3 separate regions of the Homo sapiens genome follow, and all the other regions are linked to region 3. A link is an interaction called in ENCODE POLR2A ChIA-PET data of the cell type or tissue named here. Cell type or tissue: CD4-positive, alpha-beta T cell. All regions are shown on one strand. Each heading gives the region's core, and the rest is flanking DNA. Links, peaks and the distances in the headings are about the cores only. Region 1 overlaps RPTOR (regulatory associated protein of MTOR complex 1). Region 2 overlaps RPTOR (regulatory associated protein of MTOR complex 1). Region 3 overlaps RPTOR (regulatory associated protein of MTOR complex 1).

Region 1 (10,923 bases), core at 3,839-6,338, 80 kb before region 3:
AGACACCAGCTCCTCGTTTGCAGAGGTTTCTGCACCGTTGTCACCAGCATGTGGTCATGGCCTGCTCCCCGGGGGCCATTCCAGCCATTGATCCACATTGTCCTCCAGCCAAAGGAAACAAAGCGGGAAGTGGAAAGAGCTGGAGTTACGTGGGGGCACCTTCCATCCTAGGCCGGCAGCTGGTCAACCTCCTCAGCCTCGTCACCGTTTAACATCCTCCCTTTTGTTCTTTTCTCCTTAATCTTTATGTTTGGAAAGATTTCTATAGACAAATGTGCCGCTGCTTCTCCATAGCCTTATCTGGAACAAAGGAAATGTCTTTTATTACCATTCATGCAGGTATAATCCGTGAAAGACAAGCCTGTTCTGCCAGTCACCAAGTCAGTCCTTTTCCTTCTGTCTTGCTCATGGAAGGCTGTCCCGGCCCTCACCTGACTAGTGGTGCAGCTCTTCAGGGGGTAGTGCCCATCCAATTCCTGGGGAAACCCAGGCGAGCCTGCTGGCCAGGAAGCGCCAGCTTGTGTCTGATTGCTAGGTTACCCTGGGTGCTTCCTGGATGTTCAGGCGCCCGTGATTCCCCCAGCATCTGCCTCGAGCTTATGTGCATGGAGCAGCAGATCCCTTTGTCTGGGCAGTTAGATTGTCTGCTAAGGAAAGTGGGTGTTGGAGCAAAAGCCTTGCTTCACTGCTGTACTCCAACCCATCAAAATGGAATTGTTTAAAATGCCCTCAAAATAAAAATAGAGACCCCAAGCTCTTGATAAAACAGCTTTCTCTGGAGAAGCTCATCGGGCTGTGTAAACTCCAATAGGAAGTATTTATTCATCATTTGTATGTGCACAAATATTTATTTAATGTCAACTGTGAAGGCTGATGAGTAAATCAGCAGGTAGAGTCCAGTACCCTGGTGCAGTGATGGGGAGCTAGAGGTGCTGTGCACAGTACCCTGGTGCAGTGATGGGGAGCTAGAGGTGCTATGCACAGTACCCTGGTGCAGTGATGGGGAGCTAGAGGTGCTATGCACAGTGCCCTGGTGCAGTGATGGGGAGCAAGAGGTGCTATGCACGGTACCCTGGTGCAGTGATGGGGAGCTAGAGGTGCTGTGCACGGTACCCTGGTGCAGTGATGGGGAGCTAGAGGTGCTGTGCACGGTGCCCTGGTGCAGTGATGGGGAGCTAGAGGTGCTGTGCACAGTACCCTGGTGCAGTGATGGGGAGCTAGAGGTGCTGTGCACGGTACCCTGGTGCAGTGATGGGGAGCTAGAGGTGCTGTGCACGGTGCCCTGGTGCAGTGATGGGGAGCTAGAGGTGCTGTGCACGGTGCCCTGGTGCAGTGATGGGGAGCTAGAGGTGCTGTGCACGGTGCCCTGGTGCAGTGATGGGGAGCAAGAGGTGCTGTGCACGGTACCCTGGTGCAGTGATGGGGAGCTAGAGGTGCTGTGCACGGTACCCTGGTACAGTGATGGGGAGCTAGAGGTGCTACGCACAGTACCCTGGTGCAGTGATGGGGAGCTAGAGGTGCTATGCAGCCTTTGGCATGGCTTCCTATCCAGTGTCTGGAAGAGCATCCAAGAAGGATGCTTTCAACATGATAAAAGACAAGGGACATTTAACATGATACTTGAAGAATGAATAGAAAATGACCAGGCAAGACTTGGAATAGGACATGGAGAAAAGGTAGGAAGAAGGTTCTGGGCAGAAGGCTGGAAAGTAGGTTAGAACATAATGAGGCAAAAGGCTTAAAAGATCCTTTCTTGTGGCTGAAGTGTAGACTCTCAGAGATTATGTCTAGTGATCAGGCTGGAGATCTTGCAGGGACTCGTAGGTCTTTCTAAAGAGTTTTCAAAGTTAGTGGGAAGACATCAAAGGTTTCTAAGCGGGAGAAGGACCTATTGAGTTTTGGAGAATGGATTTGGAGTGAAACAAGGCTGGAGGATAAGTTGGGAAGTTACTCCAATGATCTAAGAAATAGATAAGTGGTGGTGGTGATGGTGGTAGTGGTGGTGATGGTGGTGGTGGTGATGGTGATGGTGGTGGTTATGATGGTGGTGGTGGTGATGGTGGTGGTGGTGGTGGTGGTGATGATGGTGGTGGTGATGGTAGAGATGATGGTGATGGTGATGGTGGTGGTGGTGGTGGTGATGATGATGGTGGTGGTGATGGTAGAGATGATGGTGATGGTGATGATGGAAGTGGTGGTGATGGTGATGATGGTGATGGTGGTGGTGGTGGCGGCGATGATGGTGGTGGTGATGGTAGAGATGATGGTGATGGTGATGATGGAGGTGGTGGTGATGGTGATGGTGGTGGTGATGGTGGTGGTGGTGGTGGTGATGATGGTGGTGGTGGTGGTGGTGATGATGGTGATGGTGATGGTAGAGATGATGATGGTGGTGGTGGTGATGATGATGGTGGTGATGGTGATGGTGGTGGTGGTGGTGATGGTAGAGATGATGGTGGTGGTAGTGGTGGTTTGGTAGTGGCTTGACCTGGGTATTGATAGCACGGATAGAAAGAGGTGGATGGACTCAGTCAGGATTGAAGAGGTAGACTCAACAGGATGCAATGATTGATGACATAAAAATGGAAAGGGTGAAAGACAAGAAGGTGTCAAGGGTGATTCTTGGGTTTCTGTTGTCCAGCTGGGTGATTCTCAGGTTTCTGTTGTCCAAATGGTTAGTGACCCCATCCATATGGATTGAGGAGAGAGGGGAGCAAGCTTAGGAGGGAAGACACAGAAGATGTGCACTGGACAATTCCTCTCTGCTGAAAGGCCTCAGACACACTGATGGATTGCTTCACATCTGGGAACAAATGCTGTGAAGTCTCTGTGTCCTCAGCGGCTCCACCTGGTTGCACTAGGGTGGAATCATGGGAAAGGGCACAGGTTATATATTCTTGCCATTTATTCTCACGGAGACCATAATGCTCATTCCATATCAACCGAAAGGTAGCATTTGCCATCACTCTTTTTGGCTTTTGTTTTGTTTCTCTGTATTTTACTTGTTTTTCATCCTAACACCCTTAAGGGTGAGGGTAAACAAGGGCTATAGGAGGCGAGGCCTTCCAGGGAAATGCCGGGCAGGGAAGAAGGTCAGGTCCGCCTAAAGGTCCCTCCTACCAACATTTCCCTGGAAATCTTTGCATCCTACTTGAGAAGGAGAGGGGTAGGGTGAAACTTTCACTAGACCCCAGATGGGGCCAGAACTGGCCTGAGTCCTGAAATGACATTTGTTCCTCCAGGACAGTTCTGAGAGTGTTGCAGGCATTTCGGTTTGTTGGATCTAAACTTGACCTGCTATTCATTGCTATAGGATGGGAGGATGGCAGCGATATCACTTGTACTCACAGACCCAGCCTAGTACGACGCCAGTGTCTTTGTTAGAAACTCTACAGATGTCTATGTCCAGCCTGCCCCAGCGGCACAGGGCTACCCCTGGTGGGATTTTGTCAAAGGGGAAGACCCACCAAGTAGAGCCCCTGAGCCCCTCCTCTTCCCAGGTGGCCGTCTCTCCTTGATCCACACCAGCGGCAGTTTGTGCAGCTTCACCAGAGCTTCTAGCGGGACCATGCCGCCACGAGGGCCACTGGGAGCAGAGTCCCTCCCATGCTCAGGGCTCTCCAGGGTCTGAAGTCTGCACTTGTATGAGAAGGAGCTCCAATACCAATAAAAGTCTACGTGGAAAATGCAGAATCTGATTGCAGTAGCATTTCTTAGGCCTTATTAGCATATAAATTTACCAGGTGTCATTTTAGGACAAGAGCCCGTCACTGAGAAGGAAATGAAATTTGGAGCTGCATTTTCCTTCATTAAACCAAGGGCCCATTTTTGTTTTGTTTTGTTTTTTGTTTTGTTTTCTTTTCTTCGGTTATTCATTCTTTTATTATCTTCTGCTGTCACATCCTCCAAAACTCCTGTGCATATATTTTCTTGCACCTTGAGATTTGGCATTTCAGGAAAAATGCCTAGCACAATAGGCTGTAGTTTAGAGACTTGCTTTGTCATTTTATATGTCCAGCAGAAATTGTCGTAACTCCCCCGGATGATCAGATGCTCCCGTGCCTCTCCTGTCTCTCAGACCACACAGCTATTATCCCTGGCATTCTAGTTGTGAGACAAAACCTTAACACAATGTGGTGACATTTAATTTAGTGTTTCTCATTTCAAAGCCCTTAAAAATATTAATTAATTCCCATGAAGCCCCAGGAGGCGTATTATTAATATCTGTGGCGCCTTTCATGCTAGTCCATTAATGTGCCTTCTCTACGCAATAGGTAAGAAAATGAAGCTAAATCCGTTTTTCGCAGCCCCATGGGATAAGACCTTCACAGAGCCAGGGTCAGAAATGATGAATCCTTAATTTTATTGGTGTCCCTGAATAATCTACCCCGTGGCCTTCTGTGTGGCGTGGAAGAACAGCACTCCTGTTCAGGAGCAATCTCAGGAGACAGCGAATGATTTTCCTGTGGAGCTGTGACTTCAGCAATCCTAGTTCGATAGCTGTGTTGAGGAGAGTAGAATTGAGAAAAACTGCCGCAGCAGTAATGTAATAAGTGAGATGGAGCAGGAGGCACTTGACAATTTCACTAGAAAATCTCCCAGCGATCTGTGGGCCCTGCAGTGAACCCAGCCCCTGCAGATCGATGGGCCCGTGCTCCAGGGAGACAGATGTGGAGATCAGCACCGTGGCTTGTTCTTATTTTGGGGTGCCTTATCTTTCCGTGCCTTTGTTCTTCACCACTATGCATGGGGGATTTCTGTAGCCTTAGCAACCAGAAAGCAGGGTGGATCTGTGGAATTAGACTCCGAAATCTCGAGTTTAGTTGACAGCGCTTTTTCCTTCCTTCTGATTGCCTCGCCGTCTGGCAAGCTCTGCATGTGTTCTTTTCTCACCTGTATCTGCAGCCCATGACTCCGGAAGTCTTTCTGACTCTGAAAAACATATCCTGTGTTCACTAAGGGGAAGTGGTTTTAATGTGCATGAAAAGAGGCTGGCAGGCGCTCACCCCACCTGGACCCTAGACCCTGGAGAAGGGGTGGGAAGTTAGCTTCAGTGGACGTTCCTGATAAACGTGAGCTCAGGTGGCTCACTTCCCCTGGCCTGACTGCAGACTTGAGCCAGGAACACCCATTCCGCCTTGTGTGTGAGACCCAGGAGGATCAAGGAGATATCCTTTAGCATCCATTAAAAAAAAAGTTTTTTTTGAGTCCTACCTCTCCATTTTTGCTCTTCCCTACTTGAGCTGTCTTAAAGCATCCCTGGAGGTAGGAAAATGCATAGACCCTCCTTCCCAGGGCCCCAGTACTGCCGGAGGAGCCTCGGTGATGGCTGCACCTCTGCCCTGGGGCCTGGAGCTGGGCTAACGCTTTCTTGGAAAACCTCTAATTGTTTCTACCAAGTTAGCCAGGACACTTTTTAAAAAGCACTTTCATTAAAAATGCATAGGTATTTGTTTTAATTTACATAACGGCCCAGACCAAAATGGGATGTGGCCTGCTGCTTAGACTGGCCATTATCACGCCTCTGATTCAGAGAAAAACCTAAATTTCATGTTTATGCAGGTCTTATAGCTGATGCGTTTGGTTTGAAGGAGCAGGTGAACTAGGTCCTCTCCAGGACTTGGTGCTTTTTTGTTGGGTGTGGAGAGACATGGGCGAGATGGGGCTGTTGCTGCTGCGCTGATTTGAAGCCATCTCTCCAGACTGAACCCGTCCTACGTGTCCGCCATTCTTTCTACCTATCCACCTGAAGACGGAATGTCTAGCTACCTCTACTTCAGACTTATTTTCTAATTTAGAATGTACTTACTTGAGTGGATGTGGTTTTGGAGGGCCTGTAGCCAAGGTCGTGACAGCTGAATAAAATGTTTCCTTCTTTGCCCCCAGAACTGCGCTTTCATTTATCAGCTGCCCTTGGTGTGTTGTATGGGATCAGCCAACATTCAGGTATTTAGAACATTAAGACTCAGTGGCCTGGTTCTGTCTCACCAAGAACACAAATAAACAGTTGATGAATCCATCACATCAGTGATGAATCCAGAATGTGTCCATCATTTTCGTAAGTCTTAGTATGCAGAGAATCTCAGATAGCAAAGCAGAAAGGATGATGTCACAGACGCCTTGGGTACCCAGCACCTGGATGCAGCTGTTTGTACACACATACTTTCTGATATTATGTTGACAGTGACTTACACCACTTCAACCTCAGGCAGGATTCTATCAGTTTCTTTACTACAAATTGATTTGTTTCTTTAATAATTATTGTAATTACTGTCAGTAAAAATCTGAGTATGACTCAGCAATTAGTTGCTGGTAACTGAGTGTGTTGTAATGCTGGGGAAAGGATATAAAACTTGTATTTTGAACAGAAAGGCACACATGTGGGTGAGCAGTGTTTACCACCACAGAATTTACCGTCTACACAGAATTGAGATAGCTGCACATGAATGTATAGTGAGCAGTGTAAGTTAATTCAGAGAAAGAAAAAATTATTTCCTGCTGAAAGGGTTCAAGAAGGAATTTTGTAGGAGAGCTGGGCATTGAACAGGCTCCTCCAGAACATGTGGGTCAGATTGGCCACCGCATGGCTGGGGTCCCCCATGGGCCAGTGATGCCCACCTATGGGAGCAGGTGACACGCTGCCTCCCAGGCCACGCATCGACACCCCTCCTGTCACGCTCCGTGCTTCTCTGAGCACTTCCTCCTTCCCTGTGGCCCTGGGCTCCCTGTGGGCCAGCCCTGTCCTGGCAGAGCCCCCTGTGCGTGTCAACGCACATCCTTCATAGATGAAAATGGACTTGAAGATCCCGCGTTATCAGTTGGTTAGCTCTCTCTCAAGTCTCCTTCGTGACTCTGCTTTATTTTTCGAGCAGCATTCTGGTTCTGAGCGAGGAGACACTGAGAGGGGAGACCACTCTGTGGCTCTAACCCCGCCTCAGACCAGGGCTCCGCACTGTCCTGCAGTGGCACAGGGTTGCTAGCCTTGGATTAGCTTTTGGTTCTCTAATGGGCTTTGCTTGCAGGTACAAAAATTTGGGGGAACCTGGAAAAACTCTTAAATCTCCTCATCTGAAAGATATTCATACATCTACTGATGACTTCCAAAGTACAAGGTCTAGAATACCAAGAGGTTTTATGTTGTCATAAATTAGAGTTTTAATGTATATAATTAGGTGAAACCAAATGTGTATCATATACAACAGAGTAACCGTGTTGCAGGAATTGGGCCTCGTTTTCCTGTTGTTTTCCTCACATCTAATTCTTTTTCTCTGGAAATGCCAGGGAACCTTTCTTTATTTTCTTTATTTTTATTTTTCAGTAGAGACGAGGGATCTGACTATGTTGCCCAGGCTGGTCTTGAACTCCTGGCCTCAAGTGGTCCTTCCACCGTGGCCTCCGAAATGCTGGGATTCCAGGTGTGAGCCCCCGTGTCCGGCAGGGGAACCTTTCTTAAGCATGAATGGTGTGCCCTCCTCAGGGTGTGTCCTCTCTGCTTCCTTTCTCAGTCACATCAGCAGGTGCTTCGTGTGCATCTGTGTGCCCAGCCTGGGCACAGCGGGAGCCCAGGCCTTCCTTCAAACGCAGCCTCCCCTGCACGTTCCAAACACTTACTGGCATTTTTCTTCAAGTGATGATCATGGCATTGGCCTTACTTATTTTAGTTGTTTTTAAAAGAAAGTTTTAAAAGTTTATCAAAGTGATGAACATACACATCACTTTTTAAAAACATAATCCCCACCCAGAGGCAAACCCTTTTAGCTATTTGTTCTAGTGGCATATGTTGGTGCTGCTTTGCACTGACTCATCAACTCAGGGCATCTTCCCTGACTGCCTGGTGTGGCCCCAGCACTTTCACACCCGTTGTTCCCCTCCCCAACCCCAGAAGGTCGTAGATTTACTCTGTCGGTTCTTCTTTGTTGGGAGTTCACCATGAAAAGTACTTTGCAGGAAAAGAGCAATGATAGAACTGGAGTAGCTCCTCGCATGACCCACCTGTGCCCGTTTTCCAGCATCCTGCCACCCAGCCAGGTCTGTCTCCTCCTTGGCCCGTTCTCCTCACTCAGGTTCTCTGGAAGTTGGCACAGTTTTACTAAAATAAAATCAGCATTCATAGCATTAGGACTATGTAAACACTGTTCTCAAGCAAGCCAAGTCATGTGTACTTGGGTCTGATTCTGGACTTTGTGTGTGAGTTCCCTGGGCTGCTGGTCTCCGTGCCCCCAGCCTCGCTGTCTTAATGAGAGGCCCTAGGGGAGCCTGCAGTGTCTGGCAAGGCCAGGTTGCCCTCAGGGCTTTCTGCTGCCATGATTTTCTGGCCCTTCGTCCCTGTTTGTTTTTCCCTGTGACCTTCAGTAGCAGCTTAGCTCCTTGGGGTATTTACTGGGAATGCATTGAATATGTGAATTAAACGAGCGAGAGCTGACATCTTAAGAATGTTGACTCAGCCCACCCAAGCAGGGAGCATCTTCCCATTTGTTCACGTCTTCTGTGTTTTCCAGGAGAGCTTTGAAAATCTTCCATGTCTGTGTTTTGCACATTTCATGTTAAACTTATTCCTATGCATTCAGTCTGCTCTGTGGCTTTCGAGATGGGGTTTTCTTTGCCATGATGTTCCTTTGTTTATTATTTGTGTATATCAAGGCTATTGATTGTTCTCTGTCAGTTTTAGATTCTGCTCATTCAGGGTTAAGGGCCCAGGCAGGAGGCGGAGGGAGGAGCTTTCAGCAGGGCGATTCCTTACTCGGTCTCTTCACTCTTCTGCCATTGCTGCCATGTGTACATTGCAGGCTCCTTCATTTGAGCAAATTCTCTCTTCCATGCTCCAGATGTTTTCAGAAGGACCGCGTACTTCTGAGAAACACTTGGTACCCCAGTGGCAGCTGCGTTTGCCTTGGTGTTGCCATGTGACAGGCATTACTTGTTTATCTCATTGTTGTTCCTAGTAGTTCTCAATGTTTGTTGAATGAATATTTATAACCATCATGTGTGGCAGTTCTTATGTAGTGTTTTGATTTGTTTTTTTGAGACCATCTCACTCTGTCACTCAGGCTGGAGTACAGTGTTGTGATCATGGTTCACTGCAACCTCAACCTCCTGGGCTTAAGTGATCCTTCCACCTCAGCTGGGACTACAGGTGTGTGCCACCACACCTGGCTAATTTTTTTTTTTTTTAATTGTAGAGATGGGGTCTCATTCTGCTGCCCAGGCTGATCTTGAGCTCCCGGGCTCAACCAGTTCTCCCACCTTGGCCTCCTAAGCTGCTGGGATTTTCGGCATGAGCCAGGGTGCCTGGCATTACCTGGTTTTATAGATGGAGAAACTCAGAGCCATGTGTCCAGGACCACACAGCTATTAACTGCAAACCCAGAGGAAAGGGTAGGGGATGAGTTCCAAGCATTCCCTGGAGTCCGTGGTAAATTTCTTCATTTCTTCTCCTGCAACAGGCCCGGTACAAGCAGAGCCTTGACCCAACTGTGGATGAAGTCAAGAAGCTCTGCACGTCCTTACGTCGCAACGCCAAGGAGGAGCGAGTCCTCTTTCACTACAATGGCCACGGGGTGCCCCGGCCCACAGTCAACGGGGAGGTCTGGGTCTTCAACAAGGTGGGTGTGCCTTCCAGCTTCCTTCCCGTTTCTGCCAAAAGCCATGCCAATTGCGGTGGTCGGAGCAGGTCCTGCCCATCCGTAGCTTCTGTTAAGCCATTGATGTTTACTGTGTTTCAACAAACCCAAATGCCATAACTGAACGGACCAGGTAGTCAGGCACAAGGAGGGGCTGTTTCTGTGGCAGAACGTGTTCATGGAATGACTGCCTTGAAGTGTGGTGCGTGTGGTTTATGTTCCCTCTGTAAGACCAGCAGTTGTTTGTAATTCTCCGAGGACAGACCTCGAGAGTGTCTGCCTTCTAGTTTGAAAAAATTGCACAATTTCTCAATTTCGTTAGAATCTTTCTTTAAGCATCGGTGATTTTCTTAGAAAATAAAGTGTTTTATATATTCTAAAGGGCTAATTCCAAGCTGCCCTGCAGGTGCAGGCTCTGGGCTTCCCTCCTCAAGGTCAGAATCACCAGCCTTTTGCAATTCCGTTGCCCAGGACCAGATGAAGTGCTTGCTCCCCTTCTGTAGCTGTTGCTGTGGGTGGTGGGTGCTGACTGTCATCCCCATCCTCCAGGGTGTGGTGGGTGCTGACTGTTGTCCCCACCCTCCAGGGTGTGGTGGGTGCTGACTGTCTCCTCATCCTCCAGGGTGTGGTGGGTGCTGACTGTTGTCCCCACCCTCCAGGGTGTGGTGGGTGCTGACTGTCTCCCCATCCTCCAGGGTGGGAACCTTGGTCTGTCTCAGAGCAGCCAGCTATGGGTCTCACTGCGCTCTGCGTGATGCATGAAAAGCAGTTCTTGGAGGGTGCGGTGGCCCCATATGTGCCTGAGCGTGTCTATGAGGGCACTGATTTGGAATCCAGCAAATCCGAGTCCCAGTTTCGGTTGTGCTGTCAGCCTCCTGGGCTTCTGCTTCCTTAGTGTGGACACCGCCTCCTGCCATCATAGTGAGGACTCTGACTCCGTTTCTTCACACACTGAACTCTCGGTTCCCGCCTACCGTCCCGGGTTCGCAGCTAGCATTCGGCACAGGTGGTGAAGCAGTGTGGGCCCAGAGCAGAGACCTCGAGGAAGGCTTCTGACCCTGGACACTGAGGAGTAGCCAGCCTCGGAAGTTAGAAAGGTATCCACCCAGCTCCTCCCGCAGGGCACAGGGCAGTGCCATCTCTCCCCGTGTGTATCTGGATACCAGCTTGATTTTAATTCCTTTCGTTAAATATTGAGTAAATTCAAAACGATCGTTGTGAAGGAAGTAGGATTTACAGAAGCAGGATGTAATGAACCACCAGGCGTGCACCACAGGCCCCTGGCGTGTCTTTCTCAGCTGCA
Region 2 (10,923 bases), core at 3,860-6,359, 130 kb before region 3:
TTTTTTCCTGCCTTTAAAAATGCCCTTAGGTCATTTCTGCTGTTGCTTCCAGTCATGAGCTAATTGTTAGGAAGCATCTCTGTGTCTTAGGGTGTACCTTTGTGCTTGCATTGCCAACTTGTCAAGTCAATAACAGCAGACTTTTGTTCTTTAGAAGGCAGTGGCTTCATGGGTTCTTGACTGATGCCTAATGGCTTGACTTTTTCCTCTCTTAAATTGGTTGCCTCTTGATGGTTTGTGTACACATGCTGTAGCCTTTTTCTTGAGGGCGCAGTGCGTTTGGGGATGGCATGAGGACTGGAGAGAGATTTGGATGGTGGAGTCCTGTAAAAATGTAGTTGAGATGCCTCGTGTTTTCCATAGATAATAGCTTCTTTGAAGACTTTGAAGGTACCCTAGGGTCTCAGCATGGTGAGACGGGCACTTGCAGGAGTGTGGGGCAGAGTGGCAGTATTAGAAGACATGGCCGTGTTGGCACATGGCATGTCGTTAACCAACACTATGGGAATTCAGAGGAATGCCTTTCTGGCTACTTCTGGCCATCTCCTGGGTTTGGCTTTGTACCTTTGCGTTTTACTAGATACCTTTGTTTAAAAAAGAATGTAACCCAATAAATTCAGATCTACCAATTGTGTTCTTTCTAGAATGAGTCTCTGCTATTAAAACTAGTTTCTTCTTTTCCAAGAATTATTAGATAAGGAAATATAGCCTTTCAGAATACATGTGTTTAATATTTCAAGATATTGTATGTGTATTCCATTTGCTCTGATTTACAATTGTTTTTTTTGAGTGCTAAGAGTTGATTTACTGCTGGCTTTATTATTAGTTTCGCTTGGTAGATATCAGCTAGTTGATGCTAGCTGACAGGAAATGGAATCTTCTAAAGTGGCATCTGTTATTTTTAATCTAAATTTCTGTCTACGAGCAGATCTCTCCATGGCATTGAGAAGCGGCATCATGATGTAGGGAAGGTGACCTTTACATGTAGGTCAGTGATGACAGCCAGAAAGATGACAGTGTAGACTCAGTACAGGATGGAGGATTCCCTGCCCATGACAGTGGCACAGTTGTATTCGGACAGCGAGCACAGGTGCAAAGGGGTGCAGTCCTCTGAATGATCTGTAGTCTGGGAAAATTTGTTAAAGTTGGCCAGATTTCAAGAATGGATGTGCAAAATAATTCTCTGAGTAAGAGATCGTTTGAAGGGCTGGTGAGATGGAGAATGTGTTAAGATTACAGGATGCTTCGGAAAAGGTACCAGCGCAGGCGGGATCCCATCTGGGCTGGTTTATAAAGTGGAATCTGGAATAAAGTATCCGCTGCAGCCTAGAAGGAAGCTGTTCTTGCACACAGAGTGGGATCTTTTGTCCCCATTCAGGAAGCAAAACCACAACAATGGACACCTAATATTTGCTTTTCGAATGCCAACACCATTGCATTCATTTTTTAGTACAATAAAAATGTTTAAAAATTTCCTGCTACTATCCATGAGCGGGCCTCATCTATTTTAGAAATTAGCCTAAGGTAACGGATGTCACAGGATACCTCTGACCGGCTCCCAGGTGTGAGCGTGGGGCTGTGCCATATGCACTGGGTAATAATAGCACTTGCCCCGGTGCGCGTGGCACACTGCTCCTCACAGCTTTCCGTGGGTTACAGGACAGAGGGAGGGAGGCCTGGCATAGATAGCGTGGCTCTCAGTGTGGGGCAGACCTCATGCTGCCTTCTAGAGTTTGCATGAAACAGGAGGCACTTAGCAAACTCAGATGTTTGTGTGCAAGGGGCCTGGTTCCTGACTGTAAATCAGGGTCCTTTGAAACATTGCAAGGCTAAACACGCACCACTTGATTGCACTCTACAGGGCTCTTGAGTTTCTGCAGTAATAAAGAGAGGTTGATGTGCCATCTGCAATAAAACAATGGGGGCGTTATTAAATTTCCCAGACCTTCAGTGGAAAGACCCATATATCTGGTTTTCTCTTTCTCTGTGTCTTTATTGCAAGAGTGGAAAACCTTGGGTCATTTAATGAAAATGAGATTATTTTCATTAAAGTTTGTCGGAGTCGTTGCCTCCACGCTGGCATGGATGGGAGCAGAGTAGGAAATGCCTGTTTTCTCAACGGTAGCGTCCATCCAGGAGGTGCAGAAAGCCAACCCCGGAACCCCCGTCGGCTGCACCAGAATGGTGTCTGGAAGCCTCTGATGATTTCCTTGCTGGTGCTGGAACGCTTGGACTTGTTCTTCATTTTTCTAGCTTTTGATATAGGTGATTCCAGTTCAAAAGGAATTGAGAGAAACCATGGTGATTATATTTTTTTCTGAAGGCTGCCAGCCACTATCTGGCCCGTATTTCCTTGCTTAGGCCCATTGAGCCCTTTTCTAAATAATTTATCAGTTTGCCACTGATGAAATGTTTCTTCTGATTAAATTTAAGGCTTTGCCTTATTACCTTGTAGGTGTATAAATTTGTGTTCTGCCAGAGATTGGAGGAAAATGCCGACCGTTGTTTCAGTGGAAAATTCTGCAGTAAAACCTCACTCATTCCATCATAAGTCTCAAATGAAAGTTTTATTGGGAAATGGGAGTAGGAGATTATTATAAAGCTGGGACCATACAGTGAAGAATTTATCTTTTTAGAGAATTTTTCTAACAAATTGGGGCTACTGGCAGTTTAGTACAGGATGGAAGTTAGGAGCTGGAGCCTGTGGAAAAAGACAAGCAGGAGGGGCCTCGCTCTCTGTGTCCTTCTTTCCCCAGAGAGAGTGGACAACACCAGAAGCAGAGGCCACACCTCTTTACTTGGGGTGAGCTTTAATTCTTCTGGTGCCTTAAAAATAAGTTTCTATGGGAATATCTATCATTTACTAAGGAAGATGAAACAGCATGGCGGTGCCTCCACTGACCAAGTCTGTCCGTCGGGCAGGTGTGTCTAGGGGAGGAGGCGGAAGGCGCTCCTCAGTCATGGAGCCACGTTGTTGTAGGAGCTCATTCTCATCTTGTCCAGGTCTGCGAGTAGTGAAGGCAGCAAGTCCTGTGTGGCGGCCGTGGGGCTTCCAGGGAGCTGAGCGGTCAGGTTGAGTCAGTTTCCATGTGGTGGACAGTTCTTACTTATCCATGCACAGCCCTGGTTTGTGGATTACAGTGAACAGATTTTGAATGTCAGCTTCCCTTCAGTTCACCGTGCTTCTCAGATGTGTCACAGTTAATTTGTGGTTAAGGGATGAAAGTTGGTTTTGCCATTAGATAAACATGTTTTTTATAGTGCCTAACCCCAAGCAGAGTATGTTCAAGGAGAGAACAAAACAGCTCCCAAGATCTGGTCCATTAGCCCAGTAGAAATTGTTATTGCATTTTAATGTAAATGACAGTCATCCTTTCGTGGTATTGATAATAGAGTTGTTTGTGTGCTTTTATGAGATGCTTTGAATGAACCGAAGCTGATGACTATACCTCCTGTTGGGAGGAGGGGGTTTGGGGAGCAAGGGGGTTGAGAAGGCCAGTGGTGGGCAGTTTTGGTTCTACTTAACAGGTGTGTCTTTTGGATTTTAGGCACAAGTGTTATTTGCAGAACTGAATGTTTATGTGTAATTCCATGTTGTTTAGGGGTTTGGAGTGAGGATAATTGGAATCCAGGCATCTTCTCCTTGTCCCTGAATGGGGCTGCTGCTTGACCTGTCCACCTCACAGGGAGTGTCATGTGGCCATGTGTGACAAACTGTGAAACCCTTGGTATTGAGTGCTCACACTGCTAGGTGTGGTGGGAGGCGCCTAGTCAGGCAGCCGGGTTGGCTTTGGGGAGCACTGCATGGATGGCTTCTAAGATCCACTTGTCTTCTTTCCCCTGGGATGATTAGACAGGCCTCTGCTTTGTGGGCAAAGCAATTGGTATCAGCACAAGTCACTCGCTTCCTTGTGCCCCCCACCCCCAAATGTTTTGGAATGAATTTTATAGATGGATGCTGATATGGCTTGGCTGTGTCCCCACCCAGATCTCATCTTGAATTGTCACTCCCACAATTCCCACGTGCCATAGGGGGAACCCAGTGGGAGGTAATCGAATCATAGGGGCGGGTCTTTCCTGTGCTGTTGTCCGTAGTGAACAAGTCTCACGTCCCTGCACGAGCTCTCTCTTGCCTGCCACCATCCATGTAAGATGTGACTTGCGCCTCCTTACCTTCCGCCATGATTGTGAGACCTTCACAGCCATGTGGAACTATAAGTCTATTAAACCTCTTTCTTTTGTAAATTGCCCAGTCTTGGTTATGTCTTTATCAGCAGCATGAAAATGGGCTAATACAGATGCAGTCAAGACGCATAAATCAGTGGGTTCTACCTTTTCTTAGGATTTTCAGGCTCAGATATGGATAATCGGGGAAGAAGCAGCTAAGTTGCCCTAGGACAGTACTCCACACCTGGAGGTGCTCCAAAGCTATTCATGGAACAGCCCAAGGTGGACCGTTACTCGCTGTGACTCCTGCTTGGGGCATTCACGTTGCGACATTAGTTCCAAATTGACAGTCCAGTTCAGCTGGTGAAAATGGCCCTATAATTGCGATTGGCAGCATCCCTTGGCGTGCGGCCCTGATGCCATTACCATTCCATCATCCATCCCGTCTTGCTGTCTGCCCTGCCGCCAGCCCTCCCTCCTCCTGCCCAAACTCACCTGACTTTCTTCTCTGTGGGTCCTAAGGTTGGGCTTCATCCACCTTGAGTTTCTGTGACAAGCTGCCAGTGAGGACTCATGGGCAAAGGCAGAACTGTGGGTGGATGGCTCACAGCTTGCATAATTCAGTACCTGGTGTGAAGCACTTTGCCTGTGTACTCATTAAATTTGCAGGACGGTACAGACAATATCTTCTGGTGGTCTTGGGGTTAACTGTGGTGCTTTGACAGTTTCACTTAACTGCTTACTGCCCAGAAAGTTAAGAACTGTTCCTATGATCAATGTTTTTACTTATATTTTTGCCTTGGCCTCAGCAGTGCTCTCCCACTTCGTCTTCCCTCCTTTCTAGTGCTTCTCGCCTGAAAGCTTTTCCACGTGCGTGCCGTGTTCAGTGAGAACTCTGATTCATGCTCTTCAGCCAGAAGCCTTCGTAGTCAGCCCTGCCCACGCACTTCCTGCCTTGCCCTGTCCCCAGAGGCCATGGTATTGGAAGCAGCTTCCTGGAAGCAAGCTTAGATTATGCGAAGCAGTTTATTCCGGACTCTTTAGACCAATTGCACCAGAGCATAAAGGTGTTGTCACCTACTGCTATCCCTCCGAATACCTTAGTGACATGACCTATAAATTCTTTTAGGCACACCAAAGACATTACAGAAAGAAGAATGAAAGAAAGGCATGGTTCTGCAGCCTCCTGGAGGATGGCAGCCTGTTGTGACTAGACTCCTCAGGGTTTCAGTCCATTAGAGCTGGTCCCAGAGGGGACCCCTGCTGGCCAGCCCTGTGTTGGACTCTTGCTCTCCGAGGCCACCTAGGGGATTCACTAGAGAGCCCATTTGGGATTGAAGAGCACGCGTGTTGACTAGAGTGGGTTGCAGCATGGGCCGCAGCCTGTTTAAACACTGCCTAGGGAAGATTGGTGGAGTCCGCCTCCTCCCTTCTGCCTCGTAGGTCCGCAGAGTCGTGCTGGGCTCACCGCTCCTTCCCTTTCTGGGCGGGAGCGCCCCTCTCACTGGTAGGGGAGCTCCCTGGGAAATGTGGTCTCCTTTCTACCAGTGCACTGAGGGGTGGGGTGGGGAGAGCTTAACTGTGGAAAGAATGCGAACTGGTTTAGTTCTGGCTTTGCCACTTCTTAGAAATGTAACTCTGGACAAATTACTATTTAAACTTTTAAAATTTGTACATGCAAATGAGAGTTAATGGACAGAATAAAAGTATATAAAGCATTTGCACCAGGGAGGCCATGGTGGTTGGTCATCAGATCCTTACTTCCCATCCCTTTCTGTCCCTTATCCCTTCCTCTCCCTCATGGTTGAGGTGGTGGAGGCCCCTCCCAGAACATTCTGCCCAGGAGTCTTGCTGCCTTAAGCCCCTCCCCATCCTGCCTTATCTCTGGTTTTATCCTCTTGCGGGGATAACTGCATTCCTGACTCTTCCTCTATTAATTGACCTACTTGAAGTGTAATACTTTTAGAGAGAAGTAGGGGCTTAACTCTGTCCTTAACAGGCCTCTCGAGGATATTATCTCTCATCATCATGTTCCCTTTAACAAGGGAGTTGTCTGTGTGTATGACAAATTGCAAATGAGGACCCCCCACCGTCAGGCTGGGGACTAAAACTGTAGCTCAGCTGTTGTCGTTTCACAGATCTCACGTGCCATGTGTGTTTCCTGAGTTAACTTGGGGACCGTGATACAGAGCGATGCGGAGATGGCTCTGAAGGACAGGCAGGTGCCAGGCGAGGGATGGAAGTGCTGCTTCTAAGTCAGAAAGTGGAAGGTGTGATGTGTTAAAGAATGGAAAGCTAAATTTGGAGGTGACGATGAGGAACCCACCGTATGCTCGCCATATGCAACTAGGAAGAGTTGTAAAATCCTGCTCCAGCCAAATTGGAAAGTGCTGATCAAGGGGGAAACGATCAATAACAGATTGGAGGGGGACGGCCACTTCAAAGTGTCTGCGGTACTTGATTTCATTTTGCAGGGGAAACCATATGTCACAGTGGTGTTCATGAATTTGGGTGTTCACAAGGGCTTCTGTACAGCTCCCTCCCAAATGTCCGCGATTTACTTGTTGGTATGACACATAATGGAGATTTTTTTAAAATGGACATACGAAGCACATAACGTCAAGTTCACCATTTTAAAGTGTACAACTTGGCTGGGCGCAGTGGCTCGCGCCTGTAATCCTAGCACTTTGGGAGGCCGAGGTGGGCAGATCACCTGAGGTCAAGAGTTGGAGACCAGCCTGGCCAACATGGTGAAACCTTGTCTCTACTAAAAATATTTAAAAAATGGCCAGGCACGGTGGCTCACGCCTGTAATCCCAGCACTTTGGGAGGCCGAGGCGGGTGGATCGTGAGGTCAGGAGATCGAGACCATGGTGAAACCCTGTCTCTACTAAAAATACAAAAAATTAGCCGGGCGCAGTGGCAGGTGCCTACTGTAGTCCCAGTTACTCAGGAGGCTGAGGCAGGAGAATGGCATGAACCCGGGAGGTGGAGCTTGCAGTGAGCTGAGATCACGCCACTGCACTCCAGCCTGGGGCGACAGCGTGAGACTCCGTCTCAAAAAAAAAAAATTAGCTGGGCGTGGTGGCGGGTGCCTGTAGTCCCAGCTATTCCGGAGGCTGAGGTAAGAGAATCGCTTGAACCTGGGAGGTGGAGGTTGTAGTAAGCCGAGATCACGCCACTGCACTCCAGCCTGGGTGACAGAGCGAGACTCCATCTTAAAAAAAAAAAAAAAAAGTGTACAACTCAATTGGCTTTTAACATCTTTGCAATCTTGTGCAACTGTCATAACTGTCATAACTGTCTAGTTCCAGAACACTTTTCTTACCCCAAAGGGAAACCCAAAGCCCATCGGCAGTCATTTCTCCTCCCCCAGGCCCAGGCAGTCACCAGCCTGCCTTCTGTCTCTGGAGATGCCTGTTCTAGGTACTCCACACAAATGGAGCCATACAGTATGTGGCCTTTTGCGTCTGGGCTCTTTCCTTAGCATCTGGAATGTTTTCAAGATTCCTCCATGCTATTGCATGTATCAGTAATTTAATCCTTCTTGTGTGTGCATGTGTAGAGATAGGGTCTCGCTTTATTGCTCAGGCTGGTCTTGAACCCCTGGCTTCAAGTGATCATCCTGCTTCAGCCTCAACTCTTTCTATAGCTGAAAAACATTCCATTGTATGGCTAGTCTACATTTCTATTTTATGGGTTCATCTGTTGATGGACACTTTCATGGTTTCCACCTTTTAGCTATTTGAATAATGCCGCTATGAATATGTGCATGCTAGTGTTTGTGTGGGCCCCTGCCCACTAGTGGGGTTGCTGGGTCATATGGTGACCCTGTATTTTACCTCCCTGAGGCACTCCCAATCTATTTTCCACAGTGGCTGTACTATTTGTCCATGTCTACTAGCAGTGTATGAGGGCTCCAGTCTCTCCACATCCTGGCCAACATTTGTCACTTTCTGTATTCTTACATTGTTATTATTATGATAGTCCTAGTGGGTATGAAGTGGAATCTCATCGTGGTTTTGGTTTTCATTTCCCTGATGATTAGTGATGTTGCCATCTTTTCATGTGCTTATTGGCCATTTGGAGGAGTCTCTATTCAAGTCCTTTGTCCATTTTTTAGTTGGGTTGTTTGTCTTTATTGTTGAGTTCTATGAGTTCAAAATGGAGACTTTTAAGTTGAATAAGGTATAATTTCTGTTGTGAGGACTTGTTTCCTTTCCAAATAATATGTGTGGTGTCTGCTGAGAGCCTCATGGTAACATTTAATTCTTAAAAGAGCCTTTGTCTTGATAGATTGGTTTCATAAAACTGTTAAGAGGTTCAGCCAGGCACCGTGGCTCATGCCCGTGGGAGGCCAAGACAGGAGGATCCTTTGAGCTCAGGAGTTGGAGACCAGCCTGGGCAACATAGTGAGACCTTGTCTCTAATTAAAAAAAGAAAAGAGGTTCTTTGACTATTGACTATACTGATCATATATATACTGTATAATTTAATACCAATCCCTTAAGATTCCTGTGTGTTTTTGTTAGGAGTCTTTTGGTTTTCTTAGAGCTGTGGTCTCTCCACCTGGAGTGTATGTCGGGAGAAAGCTCCTGTCGGGGTGAGTGCAGGCAGAGTGGCCGAGGAGCTGGGCCTCTGTGAAGTCTGGGTGCAGCTTGGAGGCTCATAGTGGACTGGGAGCTTGGCAGGAGGGGCGGTGCATGTCCACACCAGTGCCCGGTCTCCGCCGTGCTGCGGCCCTGTGGGTCTCTGCTCCCCACTCAGCAGTTACGCTGCAGGACGTTCCTTCCCCTCCCTGTGTGTGAGGGCTGGGTCCTTCCTTTCTGATGTAGTCATCTTTGATGGGACTCCATCTGCTTGGGCCCAGGGGTCCCCACAGGAGCCAGCTGTGTTCACATCCTAGTGGTCCCTGGTCCTAAACCACCTCCTGACTTTCCTCTGTTGCTTCAGCTTCAGCTCTCTGCCCACTGCATTGTGTCGCTGGATTTTCAAGATTAAATTCCCCCCACAAGAGTGTTTGATGCTTCCCTGGATGGCCAGGCTGTACGGCCAGTGTTAAAAGACAGACAAGTGCCACCCAGGGGCAAGGGGAGTGTGTGGTTCAAAGTCCCTGAGAACAGATGCCAGATGCCAGGCTCAGGTGGTGCCGTTTACTTCCAGCAAGAGGAGAGAGAGGGTGCACTTGATCCAGTGCCGGGTGATGGTGGCCCCTAGGCCAGGGGGTCGCACCCTCACTTTGGGCTACAGTAGAAGGAGATTCCCCCACCCCGTGGGGTCTTAAACACAGAAAACTGGGGGCATGCCTGAGGGCCACTGATGCAGGTGCTAAGGCACAACAGAGGAGCCATGGAGGCAGAAATCGGGAAAGACCCCTCCCAGGTGAGGGCTGCACGGGCTGTGGTGAGGGTGCTCCCCTCGGTGGGCTCTCGGCCCAGCACGTGGAAGACGGCGCAGTCCACTGCCTTCCCAACCCAGAGAGGCCGATCAGCTCCGCTTAGCTTCACGTGGTCCTCCGTGTAACTGGCCCATCTGTGGGTTGGTTCTGAGGGAGTGAGGCTGCCCTCTAGAATCACCTGTGACTGGAGGGCTGGGTGGCAGGATTTAAAGCGCATAGCAGAACCGGGAGGATTACCCATGGCTTGTATAAGGAAGAGTCTCTTCTAAAGGGTTGCATGTGTGGCAGGCTCCTTAATCAACATGCTGCTTACCCCGGACTGGAACATGCCCTGAAGTCAAGTCATTTTTGTGTAGAATTTTTAATTATAAGTTTTATTTTTATAAACAAAAATCTTAGCTGAAGTCCAATAAAATCCAAGAAGAAGGCACAGATAATCAGGGAGAAGTAACTCAAGATTTGAGGAAATCAAGAGTCATAAAAGAGTGCTTTGCAAAACTTTGCAGATAAATTGGAAAACTTGTATGCGATGCATAATTTTCTAGGAAAATATAAATGACCATAATTGACCTCAGAAAAGATAGTAAAGAAAAATAAATGGATAAACATAGAAGAAAGAGAAAGTTACCAAACCATTCCTCTTCTAATCCTCCTCCCTCTGAAGGATTTCAAACTTGAAAAGAACACAAAATTATTGAAGACTTCTTTCTGTTGTAGGAAGATCTCTAAAACATAGTTTCTTTATCTATTAATTTAGAGACAGAGCCTTGCTCTGCCATCCAGGCTGGAGTGCAGTGGCATGATGTTGGCTCACTGCAGCCTCCATCTCCTGGGCCCAAGTGATTCTCCTGCCTCAGCCTCCCGAATAGCTGGGACTGCAGGCACATGCCACCACACCTGGCTAATTTTTGTATTTTTAGTGGAGACAGGGTTTCACTATGTTGGCCAGGCTGGCCTCAAAGTCCTGACCTCAAGTGATCTGCCTGCCTTGGCCTCCCAAAGTGCTGGGATTATAGGTATGAGCCATATTTTTTGTTTTTTTTAAATTTATTTTTATTGATTTGTTTTTATATTTTTAGAGGGGTCTTGCTTTGTTGCCCAGGCTAGAGTTCAGTGATGCAGTCAGCTTACTGCAGCCTCAACCTCCTGGGCTCACGCTATCCTCTTGCCATATCCTTTTGAGTAGCTGGGACTACAGATGTGTGCCACCATGCCCAGCTAATTTTTAATTTTTTTTTTTTTTTGTAGAGGTGGTGTCTTGCTTTGTCACTCAGGCTGGAGTGCGGTGGTGTGATCATGGCTCATTAACCTCGAATTCCTGGGCTGAAGTGATCCTCCTGCCTCAGCCTCAGGAGTAT
Region 3 (9,051 bases), core at 3,742-6,241:
ATGTCAGATAGAAAATTAACCTCCTTCAGGGTATGTGAAACTGCTTCCCCTAATCCTATGTTCTTCCTTAGCAAACCGAATGCAACCCAGGAGCTCTGAAGAAGGAAAATGATCAGCTGTTTATCTGCTTGGCACCCTTTGGAACAGTCATTTTCCCATCTCATTTGAAAGCAGCAGTTAGAAAAATCACAAAGAAATAGTCTTTCTAAAGTTTTCCTTCCATTTTAATTCTTTTGTGTTTTTCTTCATCACATTTTCCATACACCCCACACGATTAAAGAATGGTCATTCTGCGTTTCAAGGGGCCCAGGCGGGAGGATCACTTGAGACTAGGAGTTTGAGACCAGCCTGGGCAACATAGCAACACCCAGTCTGTACCAAACTTTCTTCAAAAAATTAGCCTGGTATGGTGGTGCGCCTATGGTCCCAGCTTCTCGGGAGAAGGAGGCAGGAGGATGACTAGAGCCCGGGAGTTCACCACTACCGTGAGCTGAGATCATGCCACTGCACTCCAGCCCACACAGCAGAGTGGGGCAAGACCTGGTCTCTTAAAAGAATAAAATATTGACTGAGGATCAGGACGGTAAAATCACGAGACCTCAGAGAAGGAACAACTGTCGTGGCACCTCATGTGCGGTGTCTGGCCGCGGCGCCTGCGAATGGGTTTTGCTCTTGGTTGTCTTGGAACCAAACATCTGTGTGCTGGCATGGACTGGACATCGCCAGGTGTTTGGACCATATCTTTGTGGTTTAGCACAAAACCAAGACATACAGTTTGTACCTGTCATAGTCACTGGAGAAGCCGTGCTGTTAATTGATACAGAAACACAGCCGTGGGCTGAGATGCACCTTCTGAGCCCATGGCTGTCCTCAGCCTCATCACAGACCCCAAGCTGAATGGTCCTGCCGGACTAGGCATGAGGGCTGGAGCTCATGTGTGCGCCCGTAAGCTGGCTTTCCATTCAGTGGTTTCAACTTCTGCCTGTAGAAACACCAAAATTGTCCATGAGGTAAATGAAAATACATCCCAGGACACTCTCACTGTCCTCCCATTGTCTGGTGTCTTGTTGAGGGCTCTGGCCAGGTCAACAGGCAACTGTTTTGTCCTGTGAAAGTGTGGCGCCTCCGTGGCTTTCTGGGAGAACCGAAGAGAGAGACTTGCAGTCGGCGAGGAACTCCTTGGCGCAAGCAGCGTGCGGATCTCCTCATGCTTCTGCCGTGCCTACGTGCACTGACGTCGTCACAGGTGGGGGATAAGATTCCGTCGCGGTCGGAGTTTTCCTGTGTGAACATTGAGATGTGCAATTCCGTGACCGCAGGCACTGCCCCTCCGACACAGTGGGGTTCATCTGCTTGCGGAAGCCTCTTAAGGGCGGTTGGGAGAGACCCTCAGTGGCGCATGTCTGGAGGCTGCTGACCTAGCGTCGCAACCATAGACCAGGAACACAAGCAGATAAAAGCAGCAAGTGGGACAGATTGAACCAGCTCTTGGCATAGTTTCCCACCCCCCAGCTAGTTCAGGAGTCTGTGGACAAACTGTGTTTCAAGCATGTTGAACAACGCAGTGTGCATTTCCAAGTTCATTGGAAAATCTATGTGAGTTCACTTGTTTGCCACCAGAATGCCAGGAGTGAGCTCCGTTCTCGGGGTGCTCTTCCTTAGCCCCCAGTTTTTGCGGTGGCTTAAGGCTCTGCAGGAGTCGGGGGTACCCAGGCTCCACTCCTTGGCCCGACTCCATGCTGTTGCGGCTCTCATCTGCTGTGGGAAACTCGCTCCTCGTGGACATTTTCCACGCCTCTGGCTGGATTTCTGCTCAGTAGCCTTCAGCCAGCGGTGTTCTCATCGTGTCCATCTGCTTCTATTAAGTTAATGGGCACAGACACACGGCCCATAAAGCAGCTGGATCAAAAGTCTGGTTCTTATCAGACGACTTAATTGATAAATGTCGCAATCACAAGAAGCTGAAATGCTGTTGTGCAATGACTTCCAGAATGGTGTTCTGGGCACGTCAGCTTCCCTAAGTACAACTGGAGCCGTCGGTGGAGAAGAGCGGAAAGGGAGAGTTCAGTTGGTAGGAGGGAGGGGTCCAGCGAGAGACAGGGATGTACACGAAGTCTGTTTAACTTTACATATTGGGTGCAGAAACCACCACGGTTTAAATGCTTAGGAAGACAACTGGATAGACGGTGGTTTGTTTCTAGCCCTGATTCTGAACTCATCTGTCCTGAAAAACAGTTGCTGACACCCTCTGACCCTCAGAGGCGGTCCGGGCTAGAAGGGGATTAGTGGAGGACATCTCGGCAGGGCTGCTGTAGGCGGATGTTGTCCAGTCAGAGCGGAACCGTGACCTGTGATACGTATACTTTTCATTTTTGCCGTTTATGCTATTTTTAGATTGTCTTTATTTTACATATTAGGAATTTGCACACACGTCAGGTGAGTCGTAAGAGTCACAGAGGAAGTTCCTTCTTAGCCTGTGGCAGGGTGGATCCTGCAGCTCCCTTCCCCCCTCACCCTCCCCCCGGGGGGCCTCACTCACACAGCCCCTCCGGCTCCCTTTCTTTTTATGAGCTTTCACCTTACTCTGTTTTCCTCTTTTCTTCCTGATTTCCCTAATTGAGTTTGAGTCAGTGCATTGAGCGTGCGCTCTCAGTTGTCAGGGGTACACACTTGTGTGTGATTTTTTATGTGGCTGAGATGCACCAGGATCCTGTTGCCTCAGCCCACTGTGGTCTTTGGGTGCAGAGGAGGGTTCTTATGCCCAGCCACTTAGCCAGCAGGGTAGCTGGGGGTGAGTTTCAGAACCTTCTGAACCTCAACTGTCTCCCCTCCAGGGCAGGAAGGATAATAACACACATCTAAGCGGGGAGGGTGATAATTGTGCCCATAGTCTAAATCTTTCTCAGATCCTCCGGTGACATTGCCGGGTGGCCTGAGCTAGGAGGAAGGGTGAGGACTTAGGCAGATGGAGGACTGTGCATTTCAGTTTTTTGTTTTAATTAATTTTTTTAACTGACAAGATAACTTAGAGGGATTTTTTAAATTGGCAAATAGAATCTTCAGCTTTGCCTTCGGTTCCCTCATCGTAGGGTCAGCTCGTGGCTGCCACCCCAAGACAACACTTCCTCCCCGTGGCCGCCCTGCGGTTCCCTTCTTCCCGGAGGGTACCAACGAGCTAGGCCTGGTGCTGCCGAAAAGGAACTCAGGAAAAGGTTCCAAAATTTTTAATAGGAAGAATTTCCCAAGTCTAAAATACACAGAACTTACTCAAAAAGGGCCCCTTCTTGTGGATATTTTTAAGAGTACATTTTGCCACGCTGTCTCGCGTGGGGCCTCTGCAGCAGCTGAGACGTTTGGCAGTTTCTTCAAGACTTGGAGTAAAACCTCGCCTGAGATAGAATCTAAATACACTGGGCTTGGATCGCCCATTTGACTAAATTTCGATCCCAACTCTAGCTTTCAGAAACCTCCTTATAGGGAGAGACCTATTGCTATGGGAAGGCAAGAGAAATTAATGTCTGCGTTATTCCAGCAAAGCCCCTGCACTGCGCTGGAGGGACTTTTGTTTGCGTCTTTGGGTTGCAGAAGGGGCTATGATTGTGCGTGGCTTATCTTGGTCTCCAGCCCAGTTTAGACCTCCTTCTAGCTGATCTCTTCTCTCACTTGTACTTTGGAAGAGAGTCAGGGCTTGGCTTTGGGTCACCAGGCGTGCAGCCATGTCAGAGCTCTGGAGCCACCTCGGTTTTGTCCCTGTCACGGGGATTGACTGATTCTTAAATGATCTGCGCGAGGCGGCCCTGGAGCCTACAGCAGCACCGTTCCCCCAGGGTATCGCTGGCCTGTGTTTCACATAGGGTCAGCTCTTCGGGGGTTGTCACTGAGTAGTAAGTGCTGAGCCCTCCTGTCCCTGTTTGCAGAGGCAGCGGCTGGTTTCTGGCTGGCCAGTGATTCCTCCACCCTGTGAACACACGTGGAAATTGACACGGTGGACTCTGGGATGTAGGGGAAGGCTCTGGGTCAAGGGCATGGCTTCTTTATATAGAAAGAACAAGTCAGATGGCAGGAAAGATATAATGGTGGGTCATTTAAGTATTGGTTCTTTGTAATTTAAAAGAATCACTTTATTTATTTATTTTTTTATTTTTATTTTTTTTTAAAGAACTGAGTTTTATGGGTTTGCCACAAAGCCATTCTACATCCCCGACAAGAATAAGAATAGGTGAGGACCCAGCAGTCGCATGTGAAAATAAACGGTGTATTTAGCGGGAAACTAATGCCTCTTGCAGCCATCAGGCACTGTTTTCCCTTGATCCTGGAACACCTTGGTTTCCGGGGATCTCAGCCCCAGCCGTTGCCCCATAGCTGTTCCTCAGCACCGCAGTCGTGGAAGCCCTGTACTGAATTAGAACCGAGCAGCCCTGGCTCTCAAGGGGTCACGGGGTGAGAGGACCAGAGTTCTGCAGGCATTTTCACGTGAGAAACTCCAGTCCTCTGTGGCTGTCCCACTTCCTGACAGCTTGGCTTCCTTCAGGCAGCCTGAGTATTATTCCCATCTTAGCTCTGTCGGTATGTAGTATAAACACAGTCCATGTTATTGATAGTTTCTTAGGTAAAAACACATTAATATTTGAATCGGGCCAAGGAGCACGGAGAATCTGAAGTTGTCGCAAACAAGCTGGCTGTAAATGGGCTCCTCCAGGGCAAGGCACACCCCAGAGCTACTGGGGGAGGTGGAAGCTTGCTGTGTGTTGTGTGTGTGTTTCCTGTGGTTGATGCTCATAAGCGTTACCTCCGTGGAAGAGGTTTACCTTTTTAGGAAAGAGTTGGTTTTCTGCTTTTGCAAATTTGTACCAACTGTTGATCATCTCAAGGACAGTGGAGAAGGGACAGGCAAGGAGCCTCCCTTTCAGTCTTGGCATTCTTCGAAAATAGAAGGTGGCTTCCTTAAATGATTTCCCGACTTGACTCATCAATGTAGGAATGCCTGTGTTGACACTCTCTTCCCCCTCTCTCTCTCCGTCTCTGTCCCCATCCCTTTTACTTTTTATTATAGGACAGTTTTCAACCATTCTGTGGAACAGTTGAGAGGATGATAAAGTGAACCCTGTATATATTAAATCACCTACATTTTACAATTATTTGCTCTGTTGTTTTGTTTTTGTGGGTATGTTTGCTAAATTACAGACAACATGATGTTTTACCACCCAAATACTTAATCATTTCTTTTTTAAAAAACTGACATTTTTCTTATAACCAAATTATCTTAACTTTTTAATGTCTTTTGAACCCAAATGGCAGAGCCCTTGCAATTAGCCTTGTTCCCGTGGAAGGTGTATTCCATTGCCGGCCAGGCTCATGCATCCAGCAGGCGCCTAAGGGGCTCCTCCGATATCCAGCCAGCTCTGACAATGGGGCCGTAGCCCAGAACAAGGCAGATGGGATTGGCTCATTATGTGGGTTGGCAGAAAGCTCCGATGAGGTGTTCATCTGTATTTCTCTTACCAATGGAATAATTGTTTTTCCTTTTTGCTAGCTTGCTTCTGTAGCACGGAGGGCCACTATGAAATAGCAAACTCTTGCACTTAATTTGTATCTTGTCCTGCTTACCGGCCTAGAAGCTCCTAAATAGAGTAAACTTTTCTGTACATTACAAAGTGCAGCTGTTTAACGTTTGCAAGTTAGGAAAGTCGCTTCTACTTGGTTTTCTTCTAATAATACTAAAAGGCATACTTTTTTTTTAAGGCAAAGGATCTCACTGTCACCCAGGCTAGAGTGCAGTGGCACGATCATAGCTCACTGCAGCCTTAACCTCCTGAGCTCAAACGATCCTCCTGCCTCAGCCTCCCGAGTCCTCTGACCATGCCCAGCTAACTTATTTGTGGAGATGGGGACTCAACTGTGCTGTCCACGCTGGCCTCACACTCGTGTCCTCAAGTGATCCTCCTGCCTTGGGCTCCCAGAGTGCTGGAATTACAGGCATGAGCCAAAAAAAAAAACACATACTTTTAAATTTAGTTACAAATATCGCATGATTTGGCACATTAATTTCATGTGGGGATGTTTAGTTCTTTGGGTTTTTTTTAACCTGCTGGATTAAATGAAATGCTGAGAGTTGAAGAAATTGGCTTATTTTCCTTTTTCTTTTCTTTTTTTGAGATGGAGTTTCACTCTTGTTGCCCAGGCTGGAGTGCAATGGCACGAACTCAGCTCACTGCAACCTCCGCCTTCTGGGTTCAAGCAATTCTCCTGCCTCAGCCTCCCGAGTAGCTGGGATTATAGGCACCCACCACCATGCCCAGCTAATTTTTTGTATTTTTAGTAGAAATGGGGTTTCACCTTGTTGGCCAGGCTGGTCTTGAACTCCTGACCTCAGGTGATCTGCCCACCTCAGCCCCCCAAAGTGCTGGGATTACAGGCATGAGCCACTGTGCCCGGCCTATTTTACTTTTTTTTTTTTTTTGAGACAGAGTTTCGCTCTTTTTGCCAAGGCTGGAGTGCAGTGGCGCAATCTCGGCTCACTGCAACCTCCGCCTCCCGAGTTCAAGTGATTCTCCTGCCTCAGCCTCCTGAGTAGCTGGGATTACAGGTGTCCGCCACCACGCCTGGCTAATGCTGGTTTTTTTTGTTGTTGTTGTTTTGTTTGTTTATTTAGTAGAGACAGAGTTTCTCCATGTTGGTCAGGCTGGTCTCGAACTCCCAACCTCAGGTGATCCACCCGCCTTGGCCTCCCAAAGTGCTATTTTAATTGTGTATTTATTGCCACTCTGAGCTATATTTGAAAATTCCTTTTGTGAAAAAGAATATTTAAAACCAGACACCTCCAGCAGTTTGCTGTATCTCTGTATGACTAGGTTAAAATGCACAAGTCTGTGAAAGCTTCAGTGACACCTTCATCAGTGTAAATTCTAGAGACTTCACGTGCCAGCTAAGGTGAAGTAAGCCACCTACAGCCTCTCTGTCCCGCTCATTACAAAGAAAAGCTCTGGTCAGGATACAGAAAAGCAACTACCAAAGGCTAAAAATGAGCAGGGATATTAGGGACTGGAGTCAAAGTCAGATAAAATATAGTGATGAATCTCTAAATGTAAAACATTTTATTTGGGAAGCAAGATTTACAGTCGAAGGCATACAGGCAGACCAGGTGGTCTTCAGTATATCTTGATGAACAAATAAAAGGTTGGCAGTTTTAAAAAGAGGAGAACTGTTTCGTGTTGCTCTTTGAGAAGGTTCTTCGGCACTAGTGAGGTTTCTGGGGAGCTGGCAGGTTCCCGACTGGTGAGTGGGTGAAATGAGTCCTCGAATCACAGCAGGTTGTGTCGGTTGCCATTAGTGAAAACTGGTTTCAAGTGGCAGCAGGCAGTTTCCGCGGCCAGGCTGGCAGAGAACTACATTGCTGGAGGAATGTTTTGTGGCCCGAGTGCTTTCCCCCGGCCCCTTGACTCTGACTGAGTTGGGTATGACAAGAATGACCCAGTTTGTATGATCAGCTCTCACAGTGACAATGACAGTCATGATGGGGATGTGTTTTGAGGGCCTTTTCCTCTCCTTTGCCGAGGAACTGCACAGGGAATGCTGATGGCGAGACCTCCAGGGAAGCCACTTATGTCTTCACCACTAGAGAAGGGGGGACTCTGCATGTTGGCGAGAGCAGGGGGGTGCCACACTCCAGCACATCGTGTGTTCACCTTCTAACCGGGAAGCTCTCCTTGTTCAGGAGTTTTCATAGAGCGTCTGTCCATGGGGAGAGGAGTGGCTAGGTGGGGTGGGTGGTGGTGTCCCGGAACCAGTCCCCCAGGGATACCCAGGGATGACTGTATATGCCCGGACCAAGTCCTGAAGGTCATAGCAGAGGCCGCTTCTGCACAGTGGGGTGGGAGAGTGAAAGTTAGACTGACGCACTTTTGCGTGACACATGTCTGTATGATTTGGGTTTTTATAGTGACCGCCATTTGCTTTTATTCTAAAATAAATCAGCATGATTCAGTGTTGTGTAAAAGATAAATATGAAAATGCTAAGCTATCTCAACATGGTGGGTTTATACAAATTTTTCACTTTTTTATGGTAAATACATGTGGGTTTTTTTTTAATTAGGAGGAAACAAAGGAATTTTCATTCTCAAAAATGAAAACAGCATTCAATAGTTATTTGTATGATATTTGACAAGGTTACCGAGCTGAACATTAATTTGTTCTTCATTGTTAAAAGAAAACTCTAGGCAAATTGAATACAACAGAGTTTAATTGAGCAAAGAACCATTCTTGAATCAGGCAGCCCCAGAACCAGAGTAGGTTCAGAGTGACACCGGCACTGCCATGTGGCTGGATACCATTCATGGGCAGAAACGAAAGTGACTCCGGAGAATGGAAGAGCCGCAGCAGCTGGATTGGCTACCGCAGGGGGTCTGCCTTGCTTGAGCCCAGTTCGAACAGTTGGCTGCCTGTGGTAGTCTGAGACTCAGCTGCCTGTCACAAGACCAGGCTGTTTATACATCAGGTTGGGTTACAGTTCACCATGTATATGGAACCATTAGGCCAAACATAAAACATGTACGGAGGCAGCCTTTAGGCGAAACTTAATTTAACATCATAAAAATCTTGAAGCCACTTGTTTGCGTACCCAGCCTGGATCCGTCACAATTCTTGCTTCATGCCACACTCATCACTAGTCCATATTTGGCCTCCTTTTAAGCAGTTAATTAACAGGTATTTTTATAGCATAATGGGTTTCCTCAAACCACCACCCAACCAAAACCCAGCCCTTGATGATGACCTGCGCCCACCACGCAGGGCGCCCTTGATGCACACGCACCTGCCGCCCCCGCCCTGTGACCACCGCCCTGAGTGCCGGGCTCATCATCCCTTCCATGCCCTTTCTACATTGCTACTATGCATCTGTGTGTATTCATTAAGACCATTACTTTTCTTTCAGATTTTAAATTTATTAAAGGCTTTAGTGCTGAATGTGATTTTGAGGACTCTTTTAAAAAAATACTTTTGGTTGGAATGTGGACATTTCCCACTTAGCATTGTGTTGCTCATGTTCCTCCATAT

The links. ChIA-PET counts read pairs that join two places held together with the same protein. Peaks named below come from ENCODE experiments on the same cell type or tissue, not always from the same donor. Only the 100,000 strongest peaks of a DNase experiment are listed, where the experiment ranks them.
Region 1: POLR2A ChIA-PET joins it to region 3 with 7 read pairs; 3 of 35 experiments call an interaction of 5 or more read pairs at or near these places.
Region 2: POLR2A ChIA-PET joins it to region 3 with 5 read pairs; 2 of 35 experiments call an interaction of 5 or more read pairs at or near these places.

What each region holds. Positions count from the first base shown.
Region 1 is chr17:80,698,398-80,709,320 of GRCh38, forward strand. RPTOR (regulatory associated protein of MTOR complex 1) reads left to right here. Exons shown (of 34, transcript NM_020761.3): 4 at 9,444-9,602. Among named protein-coding and RNA genes, the nearest start is that of RPTOR, 160 kb to the left of the region's middle. RefSeq lists a silencer at 1-246 and an enhancer at 6,598-6,717. In CD4-positive, alpha-beta T cell, for the core only: no CTCF peak of the experiment used is centred there; a DNase peak (open chromatin) is centred at 4,854; H3K27ac peaks cover 292 bases.
Region 2 is chr17:80,644,783-80,655,705 of GRCh38, forward strand. The region is part of intron 3 of RPTOR (regulatory associated protein of MTOR complex 1); the gene reads left to right. Among named protein-coding and RNA genes, the nearest start is that of RPTOR, 110 kb to the left of the region's middle. In CD4-positive, alpha-beta T cell, for the core only: no CTCF peak of the experiment used is centred there; DNase peaks (open chromatin) are centred at 5,109 and 5,439; H3K4me3 peaks cover 707 bases; H3K27ac peaks cover 638 bases.
Region 3 is chr17:80,778,256-80,787,306 of GRCh38, forward strand. All of the region lies in intron 6 of RPTOR (regulatory associated protein of MTOR complex 1), which reads left to right. Among named protein-coding and RNA genes, the nearest start is that of CHMP6, 210 kb to the right of the region's middle. RefSeq lists enhancers at 1,218-1,718, 2,235-2,434. In CD4-positive, alpha-beta T cell, for the core only: no CTCF peak of the experiment used is centred there; a DNase peak (open chromatin) is centred at 4,736; H3K4me3 peaks cover 739 bases; H3K27ac peaks cover 1,473 bases.